2 separate regions of the Homo sapiens genome follow, and region 1 is linked to region 2. Evidence: read pairs that join two places in POLR2A ChIA-PET (ENCODE). Cell type or tissue: A673. All regions are shown on one strand. Links, peaks and the distances in the headings refer to the core of each region. The heading gives the core; the rest is flanking DNA.

What was found. ChIA-PET counts read pairs that join two places held together with the same protein. Peaks named below come from ENCODE experiments on the same cell type or tissue, not always from the same donor. Only the 100,000 strongest peaks of a DNase experiment are listed, where the experiment ranks them.
Region 1: POLR2A ChIA-PET joins it to region 2 with 22 read pairs; 22 of 35 experiments call an interaction of 5 or more read pairs at or near these places.

Annotation. Positions count from the first base shown.
Region 1 is chr1:23,695,288-23,698,202 of GRCh38, reverse strand. It overlaps RPL11 (ribosomal protein L11), which reads right to left. Exons shown (of 6, transcript NM_000975.5): 5 at 2,295-2,405; 6 at 1,368-1,859. The coding sequence ends at 1,830. Among named protein-coding and RNA genes, the nearest start is that of RPL11, 4.9 kb to the right of the region's middle. RefSeq lists an enhancer at 32-653. In A673, for the core only: no CTCF peak of the experiment used is centred there; no DNase peak of the experiment used is centred there; H3K27ac peaks cover 525 bases.
Region 2 is chr1:23,770,890-23,773,804 of GRCh38, reverse strand. ELOA-AS1 (ELOA antisense RNA 1) reads left to right here. Exons shown (of 4, transcript NR_038280.1): 2 at 1,379-1,537; 3 at 1,639-1,694. Among named protein-coding and RNA genes, the nearest start is that of ELOA-AS1, 6.0 kb to the left of the region's middle. RefSeq lists a silencer at 672-966. In A673, for the core only: a CTCF peak has its summit at 1,495 (motif pointing left); a DNase peak (open chromatin) is centred at 1,504.

The sequences.
Region 1 (2,915 bases), core at 102-2,601, 76 kb after region 2:
AATGAGACTCCTTCACCCCATTTGAGGTGGGGGCCCTGGCCCTGTAGTAAAAGATTGAGAAATGAAAAGCTCATATTTTAAATGAAATAAAAAGTATATGGCAACATGTTCCACGATTCTCCCCTTTCACCAACTAGAGCTCATCTTACAGGATAAGGTAACTTTATTTTCATTTAAAAATGAGGCACACCAAATAATCTATTTCCAGGTTTCAAAATACCTACAAAAGCAGCAAATTTGAGAACCTCTGAACAGCAATGAACGGGTGGCCCAAGGACAACTGAACTCTAATTAGTCACAAATTAGTAAATTATCTAACTGAATTAACATGCGCTCCAAAATTTAAACCTGAAATTGAAAATGATGAACCAATGGCCAAGTATTGCGTCAGAAAAATGATGGCTTTTGCCAGGTGCAGTGGCTCACGCCTGTAATCCCAACACTTTGGGATGGTGAGTTCAAGACCAACCTGGCCAACATGGTGAAACCCCATCTCTACAAAAAAACACTAGCTGGGCGTGGTGGTGGATGGCTGTAATCCTAATTACTCGGGACGCCGAGGTGGGAGGATTGCTTGAACCCAGGAGGCGGAGGTTGCAGAGATCATGCCACTGCACACTCCAGCCTGGGTGACAAAGAGACTCTGTCTCAAAAAAAACCACCACCAAAAACAAACAAACAAAAATGGCGGCTTTTGAGCATCGACTTCAGTTAGATATAGAAAATCACTACAGGGGCCGGGCGCGATGGCTCATACCTGTAATCCCAGCACTTTGGGAGGCCAAGGCGGGCGGATCACGAGGTCAGAAGATCTAGACCTTCCTGGCTGACACGGTGAAACCCCGTCTCTACTAAATAAAAAAAATCAGCCGGGCGTGGTGGCAGACGCCTGTAGTCCCAGCTACTCGGGAGGATGAGGCAGGAGAACGGCGTGAACCCAGAGGCAGAGCTTGCAGTGAGATCGCGCCACTGCACTCCAGCCCAGGCAACAGAGCAAGACTCGTCTCAAAAAAAAAAAAAAAAAAAAAAGACAATCACCACAGGGAAAGTATTTTCATTTTTGCACCAAAGGGAAGCAAGCTAGCAGAAGTAATATTTCTTATACCCAAACACAAAAATGAAACCCCTTTTGAGCACTACGTGGCTGGTGCTAGTCTGAGCATTTTGTTAAGTATTAAATCATTTAATCCTCTGAGAGATACTACTATTACTGCCTCCTGATACAGATAAGGAAACTGAGGCAGATTAACAACTCACCCGAGGTAACAGTTAAAGGAAAGGGCTGGAAACGGAAAGACTGCCCTCTTATCTGCACATACTGCCTCCCAAGAACCTTATACTCTCATTGTAAAAGAAACCTGAGCCTGAACAGTTAAGTCTAAATTTAATCTCAACCATCACACCAAAGCCTGTCATTCCTTCATGACGCATCAATGCTGATAAAATTTCTAGTACAGAACAGAATCACTGAATAGCAGGGGGCCTCCTGGAACACAGGAGCACTGCACCCTGCTTAACCAAGGCTCTAAATTCAAACCCCAACATCAACCAAACCCTCCCCTCCAAATGGGGCTACTGCACCACAGCACATCAACCAAGGTGTGGCAAGCACAGGCAATGAATGCTATGAAGCTTGGACTTGGATCTGCCAGGAAATACTGGCATCCAATCAGAGGATGACGGGGTTGTTACCAGCTACTCCCATCGAAGCTTTAAGTGGCTTGAGGTCCAAGGACTTGAATATGGCCAGGATCCTTTCACAGAACACACAACAGAATTGCACATTTCACTGAAAACTTTTTATTGCTCTTTTGGATAGAAACGGGAATTTATTTGCCAGGAAGGATGATCCCATCATACTGAAAGAGAAGAGATTTAATTTTTTCAGAACAGGAGGCAACAGCAGAGATTGCAGCAATGGCTAACTTTTGAGAATTCACATCTGATTGATACATGAACTTGGGCTCTGAATCCCATCCTTTTCTGGACTAAATAGGAAGCTGGCTGGTTTTTACACTGTGCTGAACTGCACTATCATCTGAGAAAGGGGGCTCCTGTTAAAAGCCATATTCCTCCCCTTCCATCTACCCCCATTCATGGTGACAGGGAGAAGGCCTAGTTCTGGATGTTCTTTTAAACCATCATCCCTGGAAGCCCCTGATTTGTCAAGATGCCCAATATTCTAACTTTAAAGAAGATACCCAGCAAATAGTACTATATTTTGCATCCCCAAATCCCAACTCCATTCACCAACATCACATTCCACCACTTCACTTGAGATAAATCAGCTTTACCTTCTGCTGGAACCAGCGCATGGCCTCCTCTTTGCTGATTCTGTGTTTGGCCCCAATGCAGCCTGTCCTGCGCTTCTTGTCTGCGATGCTGAAACCTGGCCTACCCAGCACCTGTCCCAGGAATAACCAACAGTCACCTAGCCAGCTCAGAGTCAAGAGCAGATGGACAAGACTCACACATTACAGACAGATCTTCAAAGAGTCACTTGGCAGCCCAATGGATTCTGGAGCAAGACCCATGATCTGTGTCTGACAAAGCTGCCACCAGCATCCCACGCAACACACAGCCATACTGTAAGTTTGCTTTGGAGGCTGGAACTTTCAGCACCCCCCTAACCCAGCCTATTTTCCAGTGGTGCTGAGGATCCTCCATTACTGCTCCCAAATCTCCATTTTTCTTTTTAAAAGTAACATTTAAAAATCTATTGCCACACCAGCAGTGTAGAAAACATACAACTCTGAGAAGCACAAATATATATATTTTCTTCCTTCTGCTTCAGCTCAAAAATGCTTCCCAAAGGTGTGCTGTTCCTCCAACATCCTGTGAGTATCCAAGTCTTATTACTTGTCTGTCTAATGAGGGTGCCACCATCTTTCAGGTTCCACACTAGTCAGGACTTC
Region 2 (2,915 bases), core at 95-2,594:
CTTTTCAATTTAGAACCCCTAGAACAAAGTGTGAGCACACAGGTTAGGACCTCTGCATGCGTGGACACAAGGCCCTTCCAGGCACACAGATTTAGAGATATGGAGAGAATGGGGCAGGGCTAGGGTCCTGTTCTCTGCCTCTCACCACCTTCTAGTACAGAACTCTGAGAGGCCCAAAAATGTGAATGTGGTCTTCCAGGTCATTGTGAAGGTTTATTTATTGACATAGCAGAATAGATTGTCTTTTATTTAATAGTTCATTAGGGTCATTTATAACTTTTTAAGTATGCATTCAGCTGTATTCTTGCTCCTGTCCTGCAAATATTAGGTTTGGCCTGCTAGGCAAATTGCTTAACCTCTCTAGGTCTCAGATTTTTTTCTTTTTTCTTTTTATTTATTTATTTTTCTAGGCCTCAGATTTGTCTTACATAAAATGGGAATCATAACAGTACCTATGTTGTGGAGTGCTATGACAGTAATGTGAAATAACACATGAAAGTGTTTGGTATAACATCTGGTCCACAGGGAAAGGCTATTACTGTAGCCGCCCCCCTCCCCTGCCCCTGACTCGGTTTTGCTTTCTGTGGTTTCAGTTACATGCAGTCAACCACTGTCCAAAAATATTAAATGGAAATTTTCAGAAATAAACCATCTGTAAATTTTAAATTGCATGCTGTCCTGAGTAGCGTGATGAAGTCTTGTGCTGTCCCGCTCTGTCCACCTGGGGAACCTGAATCGTCCCTTTGTCTAGTGCCTCCACGCTGTATACACTCCCTGTTCGTTAGTCACTTACTAAGTAAGTGCCCTGTTCGTTATCGGATCGACTGCCGTGATATTGCAATGCTTGTGTTCAAGTCACCCTTATTTGACTTAATAATGGCCCCAAAGTGCAAGAGTAGTCATGCTAGCAATTTGGATATGGCAAAGAGAAGCCATAAAGTTCTTTCTTTAAATGAAAAGGTAAAAGTTATAATAAGGAAAGAAAAAATAAAGTGTGCTGAGGTCGCTAAGATCTGTAGTAAGAACGAATCTTCTATCTGTGAAATTATGAAGAAGGAAAAAGAAATACCTGCTAGTTTTGCTGCCACACATGAAACTGCAAAAGTTATGAGCACAGTGCCTGATAACTGTATTACATCATATTGCTATAATTGTTCCATTTTATTATTAGTTGTTTAATCTCATCGTGCCTAATTTATAAATTAAATGTAATCATAGGTATGTATGTATAGAAAAAAGCATAGTACTGTATATATAGCGTTCAGTACTATTTCAGTCATCCCCTGAGGGTCTTGGAACATATCGCCCACAGATAAGGGGGGACTGCGGATAATCCCCAGTTTATGGTGGTTCGACTTATGACTTTGTGACTTTACAGTGGTGCAAAAGTGGTAAGAATTCAGCATTCTCCTCGACAAGTGGACGAGCATCTACTGTGCTTTCACAGCGGCTATCACTATTGCCAGCAGCAAGACTGTCAGCTCGGCGCCCTCGTCTGGTTGGATGGGAAACTGCAGTTGCTAAGGGAGCTGGGTTTGTAAGGAGCCGGCCAGGGTTGCAGGGTGGCTTAGCTGTGATTTGGGAGTAATGCCTTGTGCCTCTGCTTACTGTCTCCTCTCTTGCACTCCTATGTTGCAGGAATCTCTGAGGACAAATGGGAATTCTCACTGATTTCTAGGACTACCCTGGGGCAGGTAAGAAAAGCATCCAAGTTTTTTCCCATTGCTCCATTTATAAACTTTTTTTTTTTTTTGGAGATAGGGTCTCACTCTGCCACCCAGGCTGGAGTGCAGTGGCACAGTCTTGGCTCACTGCAACTTCTGCCTCCTGGGCTCAACCAGTCCTCCCACTTCAGCCTCCTGAGTAGCTGGGACTACAGGTGCATGCCACCATGCCCAGGTAATTTTTGTATTTTTTGTAGAGATGGAGTTTCATCACATTGCCTAGGCTGGTCTCGAAATCCTGGACTCAAGTGATCTGCTGGCCTCAGCCTCCCTAACTGCTGGGACTAGAGGCCTGAGCGACCACCCCTGGCTGTAAACATTTTCTTAGCTCAAGGATTGCTGAATTTGTATCCATTTTCTTCTCTCCTATCTCAATTGGGTGGGTGAAATGATACTGTTAATTATTTTCTGTTACTTTTGAATGCTTCTTTGTGGCGAACTGAGGGCATAGTAATACTGTAGCAGCTAACAACCATATGGGTCCCGAGGGCTTTACTAATGTTATTTTTTAATTTTCCTAATTGCAGGTGTTTTATTATTAGCTTCATTTTATAGATGAGAAAACTGGGCACAGAGAGGCTGAGTTACTTGCTCAAGTTCATACAGGTGGTCAGTAGTAGAGCTAGGATTTGAACCCGGCAGTCAGCCTCGGGAGTTCATGTTATTTTTATTTATTTATTTTTTGAGACAAGGTCTTGCTCTGCCACGCAGACTGGAGTGCAGTGTCGTGATCTCAGCTCACTGCAGCCTTGACACCCCCAGGCTTAAGTGATCCTCCTGCCTCAGCCTCTTGAGTAGCTGGGACTACAGGCACACATCACCATGCCTGGCTAATTTTTGTATATTTTGTAGAGACGGAGTTTTGCCATGTTGCCGAGGCTGGTCTCAAACTCCTGGGATCAAAGGATGCGCCCCTGTTAGCCTCCCAAAATGCTGGGATTATAGGTGTGAGCTACCGAGTCTATGTTCTTTTTTTTTTTTTTTTGAGGCAGAGTCTCGCTCTGTCCCCCAGGCTGGAGTGCAGTGGCGCGATCTCAGCTCACTGCAAGCTCCGCCTCCCGGGTTCACGCCATTCTCCTGCGTCAGCCTCCAGAGTAGCTGGGACTACAGGCACCCGCCACCACGCCGGGCTAATTTTTTCTATTTTTAGTAGAGACGGGGTTTCGCCGTGTCAGCCAGGATGGTCTCGAT